Linked DNA regions of Homo sapiens: region 2 is linked to region 1. A link is a loop called in an ENCODE intact Hi-C map of the cell type or tissue named here. Cell type or tissue: psoas muscle. All regions are shown on one strand.

The links. Peaks named below come from ENCODE experiments on the same cell type or tissue, not always from the same donor. Only the 100,000 strongest peaks of a DNase experiment are listed, where the experiment ranks them.
Region 2: it touches region 1 in a loop (1.8-fold over the local background); 1 of 110 quality-filtered maps calls a loop at or near these places.

Annotation. Positions count from the first base shown.
Region 1 is chr5:156,476,363-156,484,362 of GRCh38, forward strand. The region is part of intron 3 of SGCD (sarcoglycan delta); the gene reads left to right. Among named protein-coding and RNA genes, the nearest start is that of SGCD, 150 kb to the left of the region's middle. In psoas muscle, no CTCF peak of the experiment used is centred here; a DNase peak (open chromatin) is centred at 3,649; H3K27ac peaks cover 4,899 bases.
Region 2 is chr5:156,350,199-156,358,198 of GRCh38, forward strand. The region is part of intron 3 of SGCD (sarcoglycan delta); the gene reads left to right. All of the region lies in intron 1 of LOC124901120 (a long non-coding RNA gene), which reads right to left. Among named protein-coding and RNA genes, the nearest start is that of SGCD, 27 kb to the left of the region's middle. In psoas muscle, no CTCF peak of the experiment used is centred here; no DNase peak of the experiment used is centred here; H3K27ac peaks cover 2,829 bases.

The DNA of each region.
Region 1 (8,000 bases):
CGGCCGAAGTGGAAGCAGAATTAATTTGACAGAGGAGCTGAGAGGGAGTGAATTAAAAGAAATAAAAGATTCCATAATCTTTATTTTTTACCTGTAACAGCTAGAAAGACCAAATTCTAGTACAGTCATTCTTTTTAAACATGGCCATAACAGACTTAAAATTTAAGACTTTTAAAGCGAAGCATTTGAAATAAATTGTGAAATCAGGGCATAGAAGAATTATATCTGAAACTGGAGAAAAGAAAAAATGCCTTCAAGAAAATAGGGCATAGTATAATGCTTCCGTAGCTAAATGTTGCACACAAGGGAATTGGAACACAGTGAATGGTAAATCCCAAACCTCTTCAGCAAGATCATTGTAGAGGAAAATTGTCACCTGAGGGAGGAACCCATCCAGGCTGCTTCAGTTATAACAATGACTCTGGGAATCCTAATCAGGTGTCTGATAGGTAAACTAAATCCTTGCACTTGAAAAATACACCTCCAGTCTGGCTGATATTACCCATCTAAGTCACAGGTTTGTCTTGAAATAGATCTTAGCGCTGTGATCTCAGCAGGGATTTCTTCTTTAGAGAAAGATATTTTATGAGCCTAGAAGCAGCTTTGTTGGAACTCACAATATCCTTGAACTGCAAGCAACAGCAATTTTAGACAGAGCGTTAATTCAGTGAATTTCAAGAGAAAAAGAAAAAAAAAAAAAAAGGAAAACCCATACAGTTGTCAGTGCTAAATGAACTGAAAAGCAGTTTGAAAGAGCATTTCAGAGTCAGTGCTTTCTATGTTCTGTTGTTATGTTTAAGGAATCCTTTAGTATTGTCGAGCCCCATTGAGTAGAATGGTACCAACAAAATATGGTATTTGTTTAGATATGTATGTTTTTATATAATACTTTGGGAGATCCGGTACATTGAGCAAGTGAGACTCACAAGATGCAACCAGACAGTGAGGTTATTCTTCCAAGTACAATATAACCCATAGAACCCACTCCTTATACTCAGCATTTTTCTCATCTTTGGATAAACATAGGACAGGCCCCATGACTTTTCTGGCCACTCTTAGATAATGAGGAGTCATCTGACCAATTTGAGTCACAAACAATCTCATTTCAATTATTCTAGACAGAAGATATAAAAGGAAAGGGAAGTATTCCTTGGCTAAGTACACTTGTAGCTGGTAGCAGTGTTCTCTGCACTTGGCCTCTATTAAGGAGACTTTCTGTCTCATGAGGGACTTTGCAGGCATCTCTCATGAGCTGTTGCCTTGATGGCAACAATAGAATCATCCTGGTTTTTTATAGACAACACAGCTTAAAAGTATTTGAGCAAAAAAAAAAAAAAAAAAAGTGATGTCAAGGTCATAGGCACTTCTTCTGAATTTTGTTTTAATGATTTGAACTAATAGTAATGGAGGTAAAAGGTAAAATGGGCAGCTAAAATTTTCCTTTCAATCTATTATTTTCTATGTCATTAGGTGCAAAATGCAGCATCTCTACAAGAATATTCTCTGGAATGTGGGTTCCATGAATGGTTAACAGTAGAGAAAAAATAATATTTTTATGAAATGCTCATGGAATCTCTGGATCAAACTGTCGTCACCATTTAGGCAGTGCAGGAAATCATAAAGAATGGAAGGAGTGGGGAGGGGAATGGGAAATCCTGGGAGAACAATCAGAGGGGGAGCATTGGTCAGTGGGAGCTGGGTGCTGGAGTCAAGGGTAGGGTGTTGTATAGCATTTCTCGCCCTTACCTCATCTGTTAAGTAGAAATAATGGTTCCTACTTCAATGGTTATGGCTGCTTCATGTCAAGTCAAATTTCTTTATTTTCATTACTTATCTTTCTGTAATTTCTGAGTGTACTGTCACTAAGATTGATAAGGGACCTATATCAGAAATTCGAGTGGGCTCCTTTCACCCAGCCAGGAGTTGAGCTCAGCCTCAGACCTCAAGGGCAGTCACTGATGGCGTTAATGCCCCACCAATGAGGTTCTTTTGAGATCAGGCACCTGTGCAGGTGGCTCTGCTCCCCCTGGGCTACTCTGAGCCACACGCATCTTTGTGAGACCTCTTGCGATTACTGAGTTGAGCTTTCAGTCCTGAAAGGAATCCATGGAGCTATCCTACTCAGCAATTCTGTCGCTTGGTGTCTGTGTTTAAGCAGTTTGGGGGAAACAACAGGCCCTCCATTCACCTTCTACATCTGGCTGAATCATTCTCCAGTTGACTTTTTTTTGTTTTTGAGACAGAGTCTCGCTGTGTCTCCCAGGCTGGAGTGCAATGGTGCAATCTCAGCTCACTGCAACCTCCGCCTCATGGTTTCAAGCAATTCTCCTGCCTCAGCCTCCTGAGTGGCTGGGATTACAGGTGTGAGCCGCTACGCCTAGCTAATTTTTGTATTTTTAGTAGAGACGGGGTTTTGCCATGTTGGCCAGGTTGGTCTCGAACTCCCAACCTCAGATGATCCACTCACCTTGGCCTCCCAAAGTGCTGGGATTATAGGGCTGAGCCACTGTGCCCAGCTCAGTTGCCATTTTTAGAAGCCAAACCCTACTACCTCTTAGTCCTTTCTGGTAATTCAGCCAGCTCCTCTGATTGTCTTTCACCTGAGAGCCAAATCGGCCCACTCTCATGTTTTATTTGATCTTGTCAGTGTTGGGAGGGGATATATGTATACATACAAAAATTTAACATTAAGACACTTTTAGATTAAAAAATATAATTCAAGATTCTTTATTTATTTTTATTTTTTTCCTGAGACAGTCTGGCTATGTCACCTAGGCTGGAGTGCAGTGACATGATCTCGGCTCACTGCAACCTCCACCTCCCAGGTTCAAGCGATTCTCCTGCCTCAGCCTCCTGAGTAGCTGCGACTACAGGCACGCACCACCATGTCTGGCTAATTTTTTTTGTACTTTTAGTAGAGACGGGGTTTCAACATGTTGGCCAGGCTGGTCTTGAACTCCTGACCTCAAGTGATCCAGCCGCCTCGGCCTCCCAAAGTGCTGGGATTACAGGTGTGAGCCACCACACCTGGCCAGATTTCAAGATTCTTATCAAAGATATTTAACTGGAGCTGAGAAACTCTGCCCTGTCAGGGTCTGTTCTCTCTGAGTTTCCATGTGGGTGCCCACTTCAGTCATTAAGCTCATGGGCCCAACCTCTGTAGGCATTTGAGTTTGGGACCCCTGTCTTAGACTTTAAAGCACTAAGACCTAGGGAGTATTCACCCATTTTGCTCCTACCCCTGTGGCATCTTACCTATGCTCACAACTCCAAGAATCCCTGCATTTGTCCTTTTGTTCCAGTACAATGAAGAGTAGAAGAAAGAAGATACAAATGCACTTAGGAAACAGGCCTGGCTTTCCTAAAAGTCTTGGAGTGATTTCTTTCCTCTTCTTTCTTTCTTTAATTTTGTTCTTAGAGAGGAGGTAGAAGGCATTGTTGACACAAATCACCCATTCACAGGTTACTGACTGATACAGCGAGTTTCAGAATCTGCTCTCTTGGTTCTTCCAACACTTTCCATAAAGAAGTTACCCGCTTTGACCTGAATATATGCAGTTGCTACAATTTCAAACCAAAGCAGACACCAACAGCTGCTGTCTTGCCCTGGGAGGAGCCCCTGTGGGTGGAAGATCAGCCCTCCAGCTGTCTTGGCTTACATTTCTTCACCATCTGACTGGGATGGCTGATGCAACAGCAAGGCAAGTTGCTGTCACAAACACTCTGAGTAGTCAGTAGGGAAATGTGCCAGTGAGCATGTTCCCTTGGTCTTGAGGGTTGTCTGACTGTCATTTCTCTGAACTTACCTGTATGAGTATGTTCAACTCTACCTAACAGCTCTGCCTTGATTAGACAGACTGTAATGGACTGGTAAGTAATGGAAGAGTTCAGAGGAAGTGATGCTTTGATTGGAGTTTTGATTCCATTCATCTGAAGTTCCCTCAGTTGTATTGCTCTGTTTCGTTGGATTCTTCTCAAATGCTTTCACTCATGATAGCAAAATGGCAGCAGCTGCTCCAGGCATTACATTGGCATACCACATATCTACAGTATGATAGAGCTTGTCTTTCCCCAGTCTCTTCTTGAATAAAAACCCTGGGCTTCACTCTAATTAAACCAACTTATTTCACATGCCCAACCTGAACCAGCCACTGTGCAAAGGAAATCAGATGACCTTGATGGCTTTTAGCTGGGATCTTTCCTTGACACTGGTGGTAGAGTCATACTGCATGGCTGCTACCCCAGATGGCACATGGGCCGTTATAGTAAGTGTTCTAATAACTTCTTTAGCTAACTAGATTTGTGGGGGAATGAATTAATGTTTTTCTGAAACCCTGCTCTCTTCTGGAGATAATGCTGGGTGCTTTACCTACTTTGCAATTGCCACTACTGAAAATCAATTGTTCTTTTTTAATTTCTCTAGAAAACTCTAAAAGCTAAATCTTAGGTGATTAAGGAACGTGCTCAATGGGTCTTAAGATGTCCATTAGGCATTAACACTCTTATTGCCTTCAAAGGCCACAACTACAGAATACTATGTAAAAGGTCACAATATATCTGAGAATTTGGTGGGAGGAGTGCTATAAAGTAATGGAAAGATGATTCCAGGAGCGAGTTCCAACCCATCCACTAATCGTTTTACATTATCACAGTTTTGAACATATTTCTGAATTTCTCAGGGCATTGGTTTTTGTCATCTGACAAATCAAGAGCACAGTAATAGTATGACTCCATAATGTTGGGGTAAAGATTGGTATAATTAATACGGTATAAAAGCACAAAGAAGGTCCATAACAAAAGTAAGTATTATCTCACCTAGAATATTGGTATGCATTAAGCTAGGGCCACAAACTCAAAAACCTACAAGGACTGGCTAGTGACAAGTAGATAAAAAGGCCCTGGGGAAAGTTGGGGGATGGTAGAGGTCTATGTTATTGGGGAAGGCTGGGAGATGGTAGGGGTCTGTGTCATTGATATTTTGGACTTGATGTCCCTGACCCTGTGGAAAGGTGAGTGGCTGCTCAGCCAGTTGTAATAATGTGTGAATTTGGGCCTTCTTGCTAAATCTTATGACTTTTCAAGAGAAACTCATAATCTAAGTGTCTTAGTTTTTGCTTTCCTTTATTTTTTATTGAATACACTTTGTGGATCCAAAAAAACTACATCTGCCAGCCCAAAATAGCCCGTGGGTGCCTAATTTGAAACATCTGTTATTATATGTCTCTTGATCTACATGACCCTGGGGTTTTCTTATCTGCATCTATCAGAAGAGGGAGATAATAATAGTACCTGCCCCCACAGGATTTTAGGGAAGAAGAAGAAATGTTTCTACTGTGAGTTTCAGATCCCTTACTAGGGTGAGTTATGAAAGGAGACTAACAGAAGCCTGTTTCATGGAAACATCTGAGGTCAAGGAGCACACCTGGACACAGAACCCAGGATCAGGGTCGGAACCCAGGGCCAAGGATTTGCTTTCTCTACTCCCTGTGGCCTCTGTGAGCAAGTCTTTGAAGAGGTGCCAGCTTCCTTTTGCATCATTAATCCTGACTGATCAGACACCACCTGCTTATGCCACGTTCAGGGACAACTGTAGACAGTGACTCAGGAATCAGCGGGACCCACAGACCAGGCAGTCTGGTCCCAGTCCCCTCAAACAGAAACTTGCTCCTTTCCCACATCTGTGCCTGGGTGTCACAGTCCGAATGTCAGGTATTTAATGAGATGTTGAGGAAAGCAAAGCAGTTGCTGAGACTGAAATATCAGCATTTGAGCCAAGGCGGAACCCAAGGGATTAGGTGTTGGATTCTAGTGCTATGGGGTAAAGCAAGTTTTGCAAGGTCATTGCAGCCTGAAAGATCACTATGATTTCAGTTCGTGCTGGAAGTTTTCAAAAATTGAAATCCTGAAAAAAAAAAACTGCTAACATATAGAAGATGCTTAAATCTCCACTGTCCGATATGGTAGCCACCAGCCACACACAGGAACACTCAGCTCATTATCTATTATATAGGAAGGGTAATATTGTTTCACTTTGTTGTTAGTGTTTTACACATATTAGCATTCCATAATAATCATTGAATCAATGAATGAAATAACTATAACTTCGTTTTTTTCTCCTTGAAGAAAGGGTCATATGTTTCTTCTGCCATTTTTTTAAATCTCAAAAATAGGGACAGTAATGGTTGCTAACTAGGCTTTGATAGATAAGAAGCTCTATGTTCTCTTTAGAAAAATGATCCTCTTTAAAGTCAAAGTATCATAATTCCATTGTAAATGAGTAAGATGATAAATGCCTTTTAAGCCTACTTGTATGATCTGAAGAAGTATCAAGAGCTAAAAAGAAAAATAACATTTATAAAACACTTTTCAAGACACTTATGTGAACATTATCAATTTCTATCCTCCCTACAAGATAATGAGTTAGAGCAGGTAGTATTATCCTTTTGGTCAGTTTTTTTTTTTTTTTTTTTTTTTTTAAGTAAGCTGAGACTAGCCATATTTGAATTGTTTAGGGTGGGGTTTCTCAACCATGGGACTTTTGACATTTTGGACTGGAGAATTCTTTGTTGCACAGGACAGTCCTGTGTATCATAGTATATTCAGCAGCAACCTCAGCCTCTAGCCACCAGATGCTGTTTGTTCCCCCACTCCCCCTTGTGACAACTAAAAATGTTTCCAGACATTCTTGCCTCATCTAGGCCTCATGAATGGTATTTGAGCAAAGACCTGAGTTAAGTGAAGGAGCCAGCTGTGCAGAGAGCCTGGAGAAGAGCCTTCTGGGCAGAGGGAGTAGCAGATACAAAGGTTCTGAGGCTGGATCCATTTAGTGTGTTCAGAGGACCAGTAAGAAGGTCAATGTGGCTGAGGTGGAGTTGTATTCTTCTCACTTTGCCTCCTAGCCCCCATGATCAAGCACTTGCCTTAGATGAAATCTTTCCTTTGCTTAGGTGCATGTTCAATATTTAACAGGTGTCAGACTGAGACATTTTTAGAAGGCAAAGAATCTCAGATGTCTGACTGTGAGGGAGAAGGGAGTCACCCCAAGGTTGAGGGGAGAGAATTGATACAAATTGCAGCTGACACAGTACACAGGGGCATACTTGCAGTCAATGCTTACTGACTTCTGCTACACACCCACGTTCATGTTACCTCATTTTTGCATTTGTGCATCGATAACCAAACAGAAGGCGAGGCCTGGGCATTTGGCAACTTCATTTGTATGTGGAGTCAACCATGGGGTGCATTCGGATTATTTCTTTTCTTCTGCATTTCTTAATCTCTCTCTTGAGAGCAGTCACCTTGGTAACTACCCTGGTGCCTTGCACATGGACTATGGTGAGTAAAATGTGTTTTTATGACCCTCAAAATAAGAGCCAAATACTACTTTATCCATTAAAAATGAGATTCACTTCTCTATGTGGCATTGTGGCCAGGTTTTTAAAAAATACCTGGTTTGGGGGCATTCCCGCTAACATTCTTACCAACTTTGAGACAGTGCTCAGAGCAAGTGCACTGAGCTAAATCGAGATGAAAGAGGCAATAATCTGCTGCCTAGTAGAATGGCTTTTGCAGCCTGATGTTAAAGGTTTCAGGATTTGAAGGTTAATCTGCAGCAGCAGAAGGAAACTGTTAGTACTTCCGCTAGTCTGAAATTGACATCCCAGAAACCGGCCCTTTCTAATAAACAGAGAAACAAACTCCAGTGAATCCCACATGTCAAGCCTAGACCTAAGGGAAATTACTCTGTGGGCTTCTGTCTGAATCCACTAAAAAACTCATACTCCAGTCAACGACATTGTCATTAAAGAAAAGGGAAACGTGAAATAATCCTAGCCTCAGAAATCTCTACCATTAACAGAAGGCCTTCTTTTTCCTGAAAAGATAGAGTATGTGAAGGCCACATCTCTATTTTTAAAATAAAGCAAGAGAAGTAACATTTATGGAGCACACACAACATGCCATGTACTACACTAGGTGACTTGAATATGTTGTTAAATACT
Region 2 (8,000 bases), 130 kb before region 1:
ATGTAACCAAAAACCACTTGTATCTCTAAAGCTATTGAGGAAAAAAAATTATATATATATATATATGTACACACACACATATACCCACACATTTATGTAGGAAAGAGTGATTATTTTGTATGTTTGGTTTGTTCAACAATTTGAGATTTGGGAAAGCTCACACTGTAATCAAACCCCCTGTGTAATGACGAACTATAAGAACGATGTCATCTGAAAGTGTTTGTGAAACCTTGGTGATCTATCCAAGATTGAAAATCTGGAATTTTACTTTTTTTGTCAGTCTTGCATTCTGTGCTATCCCCAAGGATACATGCTGGAAGAGCCTTTCCAGTAAAGCAATCTGGACAAGCATCTTACCAAGTTTTCTTTGTCTCAGAGGTAAATCAGAAGAAAAGTTATTTTGCTTTCTTCTGCTCTTAGCAGAATATTCCAGTATTCATTACTGGCAGGAGATTGAGACTACATATTTCATTTTCCCCATACATTGGAGAGTGTGTGTTTTACCTACACTGTAAACACCCACAAATAGACCTTAGTTTATCACACATTGTGCTTATACAAACGAGCTAATATTTATTAAATGTCTCTTCTGTGCTACTCACTGTACATGGCCCTTAAAATCTTTTAACTTTCATAACTCTACAAATTTAATATTGTTATTCCCACTGAAAACCCAAGGCTCAGAGAAGTTGAGTGACTTGCTGAAAGACAGCTAGTAAGTAAAACGCTGGTGTTTGACTTCCTGTCTCAACCTTTCCACTACACTTTACCTCCTCCTCCAAATTGCAATAATGATCTGGCTCTTCAACAGAATTCTGAAGCTGGAAAAATAGCTTGTTATCTTTGCCAACCCTGTGTCATAGGTCACTTTCATCTGAGGTATCCAGTGACGTTTTATGTTTAGAGTAGTTCCCTGGTAGTTCCGAATGTTTGGTTTTTATCTAATTTCTCTTTGCTGTGTAGCTGAGGACCTTCTCCTTGCATTGTTCCCACCTTGTGTTTTGTCCATTTGATGTGTTAACATAAGCATTTAGTATAAACTTAATATCTACCCATAGGTTGGTGGAAGACCCAGTGAGTTAATTCATGTGAAGCATTATTAGCAGAATCTGACACATAGGAAGAGTCAGTGTTGACAACAGAAAGTCATGAGAGACCCTTCATGACAGTATAGTAGTTCAGGGCTCAAACTCTGGAGACAGATGTTCTAAGTAAAAATCTGGATTCTGTCTCTTACTATGTGATTTTTGATAAGTTTCTCAACCTCCCTGTGCTGCCATTTCCTAGGAGTAATGACAATACCTACCTCCTAGGATTGTTGTAAAGATTAGAGGAGGTGATAAATGCATTGTTTAGTGCTTGGCACATAGTAAACACTTTATAGAAGTGTTTGCTATCGTCGTAGTCATCATCATCATCATCATCATCATCATCATCATCATCATCATTTACTGCAGGCTTATTCTCTGCCAGGCACTACACTGTCGCAGTTACAGTTTGCAAATATTATCTAACTTAATCATTATCCAGGCTGCCACTATTTGGATACCAATTTTACAAGGGAGGGAGTGGCTCAATAACTTGAGATCAAACAGCTATAAAGCCTCAGAGTAGAGATTCGAACCCAAGCAGTCTGACTATGGATCCTGGTCTGTTGGCTAGTTTGTCATATTGTGGGGCAGTGCATAATGCCATGAGTGTCAGAAACTGGATTCCCAGCCCTAACTGGCCATGAACTACATTGCCTTTCTCTTCTGGAACCCAGTATACCACTAAATGCATTGGACTAGATGTCATCTCGGGCATCTTCCTGTTTGCACACTGATTTTTGTCATTTTATATTTCCCTAGGCTGTATGAAGTCTCATTCTAATAGAGAGCTGTTACTTTTGCTAGTGCATTCTACCAGCCCAATCAGAATAACCTGGCCTCAAAGACCTTCCAAAATACTGTAGTATTGATCATGTAGACAATCATTTAGCACAAGTGGTTATTAAGTGACAAAACTACAAAAGGCTTAGGAGTCATCAGTGGATGGCATGATATCTTATCCCAGTACTTGTAAAATTAGATGAAATAGGAACCTTAGGAGTCACCTCATCAGACATCCTTATTCTACAGATGTTGGAACCAAAGTAGATAGCAAAGTTTTCTGACCAGCTTGAGCACCCCAGCTGCTCTGGAAACTTCTCTCAGTAGCAGGGATTATTCTCTATACATTTTTGTAGCCCTGCTCAATGCCTGCTATTCAGTAGGCTTTCAACATGTGTTAACTGTAGATTGCCTTTTGCAGACCACACAAAGGAGATAATGGATATCAAGTATCTGATCATGTTGCTGACATGGTAGGACCTCAGTAAATGATAGCTACCTATACCTGTAGTATATAGATCTCCTGATTTCTATTTTAGTTTCTATTCGTTAACATTACAAAATCCAAACTGTTGTCACTTGTGATCATGTAAGAAATGAATTTCCATTTATTTCATAAAAACTCATACAGGATTAACTTTATAAGGTTTTCACATGATGCACATAAGAACCCTATGAGCTAAGCACCCTTGTTATCCACATTTGACAGAGGAGGAAGTGGAGGCTCCAAGAAGTGCAGTAACTTGCCCAAGGTCACACAGTCAGTGAATGATGAAACTGGGATGGGTTGCAGGGAGTCTGGCTCTACAGTCACTGCTCTTCTTCAGTACACAATGCTGCCCATTTTCCAAGGGCTATTTTTCATGAAGACAAGTTGAATTTGTTCAGTGCAATGTCTAAAACATGGTTTATTTACCCTGAAGTAAGATAAAGATCCACTGAGGGTCAGAGGAAGGCATTCTAATGCTTGTAAATTGGACACATTGTAAAACAGTAAAAGCCAGAGAGAACAGCCAGCATGTTCCATAACTCAGGACCCTGACACATCATCTGTTTTGAGTAAGCTCAAGGAACTGCGACCCAGTCAAACTAACTCAAGTTGAGGGGAGTGAGGATACATATAAAGTACATGGCAGACACTTAGAATATGTTTATTGAATAAATGAAAGGGAGAAAATTATGAATAGGCAGTCACTTTAAATTAAAATGTATAAAGATGGGTTAATAGAGCTTTATATGACTTCTAAAATGAAGTATTAGTTGATTTATTAAGGTAGATCATAAATGAGATGAGTGCTTGAATTTGATTATGAAAAGGTATTTTTAATACAGACACTCGCTCTGTGTATCAACTACCTGCTACATTTTAATTACATGAGAAAAGAAGGGTAATGATGGAGTGTGAAATAGATTAAAGGTAGGAGACTTCATCCTAGCTAATATACAGATTTGCTTAGTAAATGGGTGAAAGTGATATTATTGGCATTAGTTATACTTTTCATTTAACACTGTTAATATATTGTGAGTTTGAGTAGCATCCGCTTCAATGCGGGTGCCAGCTTAGCTTGGGGACTTGGAAGTGCTTCCTCTACTGAGAAAATCATGCTTCCATCTCTCAGTGCTTTGACTGTGTGGTCACTTTTAATCCATTAGCTCAATCCATCCATCTGAAAAATGGCCAAAATGTTGTTTTTTAAAAGCACCATAAAAATTGTAATGCAGAAAAACAAAAAACAAAAATTTATTTTTATTCCATGGTCAGTCCTAGGATATGGCTCTCTAATGTCCTATTTGGTTTGAAACTTCCTGTGTTTTATACCTTTGTGAGAATGTAAAGCATCAGGGATGATTTGGGTATCATAATTACTGCAAATAACATGAATCAAAGCTGCTGTAAAGTTATACAATCTATTGGGCATATCTGCTTCAATTGAATCAGTATTTCTTAAGCACACAGTTGAGTATACTATGCTTTGTGTAGAAACTAAAGATTAGAATAAAACAATTCTATACTTTAAGTACTCATAATTTACTAGGGAAGAAAACACATGTATAATTTTAGTACTTTCCACAAATTAAATGTTTTAAAGAAGTATGAAAGTTGCGGAAAGAATAAATTAGCTAAAGTTAGAGGGCACTGGAAGGCTTCTTGAGTTGTGTCACCAAGGATGGATAAGGCCTTTTGTGTGGTGGTGGAAGCAGAGAAAGCAGTGTGATTATAGTCTGGAAGCTGGTAAGTTAAACTTGATTGGGGAGCCTCAGGCATAATGGTTCTAGTATTGAGAGCTTAGGCCACTGGAGGGGAAAGAGGGGATGGGGAAAGATGAGAATAGGAGCTGACATGAGTAAAGTCAAAAAGGCTGCAAATTATAGACTTTGGAGAGGTCAAACTGAAAAGCTTGAATTCCAATTATAAAGAAATTACTGTGCAACTTTATCCTATTATTTGGACAATATTCGTGACCTTTTCCACTTACGAGAGTTTTCATACAACTAAAGTTATTTTTATGTCCTAGAATTGAGAGGAACAATGTTAGAAAATCTTCCTGGAAATATTTTTTGTCTTTGTATATCACACATAGCCATTCACACATGGAAACTTCAGTTCTTACTGGTCATGTTGCTGTGAGCTCTGAATAACTCTCAGAAATCTGAACTTGTGGCCACATCACAAGGATCTGTTCATGCTGACTGAGTTATTAAGCAATCATAGAAGAGAAGCAGCAAATCCCAAGGGCTTGCTGCCACTGAGAACCTGCAGGTCAGTCCTTCCATGGTAGACAGGGGTGGGGTTAGGTGATTCAAACTGTAGAAAGAACCAGTAAATATGAGTTGGTTTCCCATCAGTTGGTTTGCCTGAGAATCATTAGTTAAGATTTCTAGGTTCAGAGTTGTTTGTAAATGATCTTTCTAGAATGACACTGTCTATTAAGGATTTAAAATTAACATTGAAGATGTCTATTTAGTCACACTTGTCATGTCACAATGTTCAACAGCTACACCTGGCTAGTAGCTGCCATCTTAGAGCAGATACAGTTTATTTCCATCATCACAGGAAGTTCTTTGTTTCAAAACTGGTCCAAAATCTAATGTCCTACTTCTTAGCTACATCTTGGATGGCATGGTAAGGCCTGTGAACCAAAAAGTTCTTTGTGCCTCACCATACAACAATTTTTGCCTTTCCTTCCTGTGCCCCAGGCACTTTCCAAGACCCAGAGCTGTGGGATTAAGGTAGGAAAACAAACCAAAACCATTTTAATATAAAAAGGAGAAGAAAATTTCTCATAATCTGATTAACAGCCAAGATAACTACTATGTTTTTTAATCAGCTTTGTACCTTTTCCACACATTCATTCTGTCTCATTTCTTCCTTTCAATATTCTTAATTGGAAAAGTTCTGAGACTGTGCTAGATTTTTCATCTTGCCTGGGAGGAGCAAGGTGGACTTTTGTTGGGTGAAGAGCTGTATTCAGGAAGGAGTTGCAGGGACTGTTTCTGAGCCATATTCTCCCAACTTGTAAAATATACAGTTGGATCAGATGATACATAAGGTCCAACACCCTCAAATAATTTTTGTTTTTCTGTGAGACAGAGTCTGACTGTGTTGCCTAGGCTGGAGTGCAATGGTGTGATCCCAGCTCACTCCAAAGTCCGCCTCCCAGGTTCAAGCGATTGTTGTGCCTCAGCCTCCTGAGTAGCTGGGATTACAGGCATGTGCCACCACGCCTGGCTAATTTTTGTATTTTTAATAGGGATGGGGTTTCGCCATGCTGGCCAGGCTGGTCTTGAATTCCTGAACTCAAGTGATTTGCCTGCCTCGGCCTCACATAATTTCTGTGTGTGATCACTGGGTCCTCCATATTCCCTGACCCAGAATGAGAAAGATGGACATCTTTTTTCTTCTAGAAGTGTGAGGGTGTGAGTGTGTATGTTTGCTTACTCTGTATCTGCTTAGCCAAAGATCCAATATATTAAGTGCCAGGGAGTATATCTTATGTGCCTTTATAAATTTCTAATCTTCATTCATTTAATTACTTAATGAATAATTGGTCTGATTATCTATTGCTACACAACAAACTACCCCAAAACTTAGTGGCTTAATAAAACAGCAATAATTTGTTTTACTCATGATTCTGCAGATTGGGCAGAGCTCAGGGGAGATGGCTTGTCTCTTTTCCCTGATGTCTAGCACCTTAGCTGGGAGACTCAAAGGCCTGGGGTATCTCAACAGCTGGGACTGGAATTATCTCCAGGTGTGTTTACTTACATGTGTGGGTGGTTGATGCTAGCTGTCAGCTGGAACCTCAGCTGGCCAGAACGCCTACACACAGCTCTTCCCTATGGGCTAACTTGGGCTTGCCCTTAACGTGGTTGCTAAACTCTAGAATATATGTTCCATTTAAAGAAGATGGAAGTGCATAGCATTGTTATGAACCAGACTCAGAAGTCAGATTGCATCACTTCCACTCTACTCTGCTGTAGGCAGACACAAAGTCCTGCCTAAATTCAAGTAGAGGGCATATGGGCTCCACTTCTTCATGGGGGAATTGCAAAGTTCTAGAGGAGTACGTGGGATGGGAGATTGTAATGGATTGAATAGTGCCCCCCTACATTATATGCTCCTAATCCTTGGAGCCTGTGAGTGTTACCTTATTTGGAAAAAGGGTCTCATCTAAATTAAGGATTATGAGATGAGGAGATAATTCCTGGATTACCCAGGTGGGCCCTCAATTCAATGACAAGTGTCCTCATAACGATGAGGCAGAGGAAAATTTGACACAGAAGAGGAGGAGGCAATATGATCAGAGAAGCAGAGGTTGGCATGATAGGACCGCCAATTAAGGAAAGTTGATAGCCACTAGAATTGGGAAGAGACAAGGGATAGATTTTCGTCTAGAGCCTCCAGAGGGCTTGGAATTCTGGCTTCTAGAACTTTGAGAAAATTTATATTGTTTTAAGCTGAGAGTTTTGTGATAATTTGTCATGGTAGCCACAGGAAACTGATACACAGATACTGCTATGGCCATTTTAGGAAAAGTACAATCTGTGCAACAGTACCGCCACCATCAATGCTATTAAGCGTGCAGTCACCACACCTGTATTGAACATTGTTTGAACAATGTTAAGTGCCTGGCTTTGTTTTCTCTTACTCCTCACAATGACCCTGTGAATGGGGACTATTATCTCCTCTTTCTATGTAAAGAAACTGAAGCATAGAAGGCTTAATTCACCTGTCCAACCTTTTTAGCTAGTGGGTAGCCAGGTCAATATATAAACCAAGATATGTCTAACTTCAAAGCTTATGCTTTTAATTTTCTCTGAAAACATTTAGTGTCAAAAAGGAAAATGAATGTCTTATAAACAGTAATGAATTTACTTGTATAATGTTCAGTGGCAATGGTGGTCATTGTATAGCTAGGGTCAATGAGGAATGGGCATTTTAAAATGACTTCAGTATTGGCTCAGCCATTGTCGACTCAAGCGGTTTTATTCTCATGAAAAATTTTAAGGGGTCATACTAACTACATAGCTTGTATTTATGTTAGAAGAATCATAATTTTGTTGCTTTTCAGTTACTTTTGTGCTTCACTCAGTTACATGTAAACTGCTTGTTGCTTTGATAAATAAAGTTAAAGAATAGGCAAACAGTTCTCAGTAGTAGGGCAGCCTTTCTGTTTATTGTAGAAACCTCACTGAATGCTTGTGTAGATAAAAATTATGCATTTTGACCGGCTTTTAATTACCAGCCAGCTTTATTAAGTGGAGTACTTCCTAGGTCTCATGCCTAATATGTACTATGGTCAACCCCCCAACTTTAGAATAAATAAGAATGAGCAATGGATAACAGAACTCGGCAACACTGACTTTCTGCAGAATCAGGCAAGTCACTGAGCCAGTATTCATGAGGTAAAGGGTTAAAGTCTCAGTACATTCTGGTCCCTTAGCTAATCATCCAGTTTGGATTGGCCGATGTATGGGAGTTTTGACCATTATTACATGAGGCTGTCATCTGCCATGTTAAGTAACCATGTTTTCTCTCTTTCTCTCATAATCTCTTAATTATATGATAAAATAGGAAGTATTGTCCATAAAACCCAAAGACAGAGGAAAAGTATCATTTGGGTCACT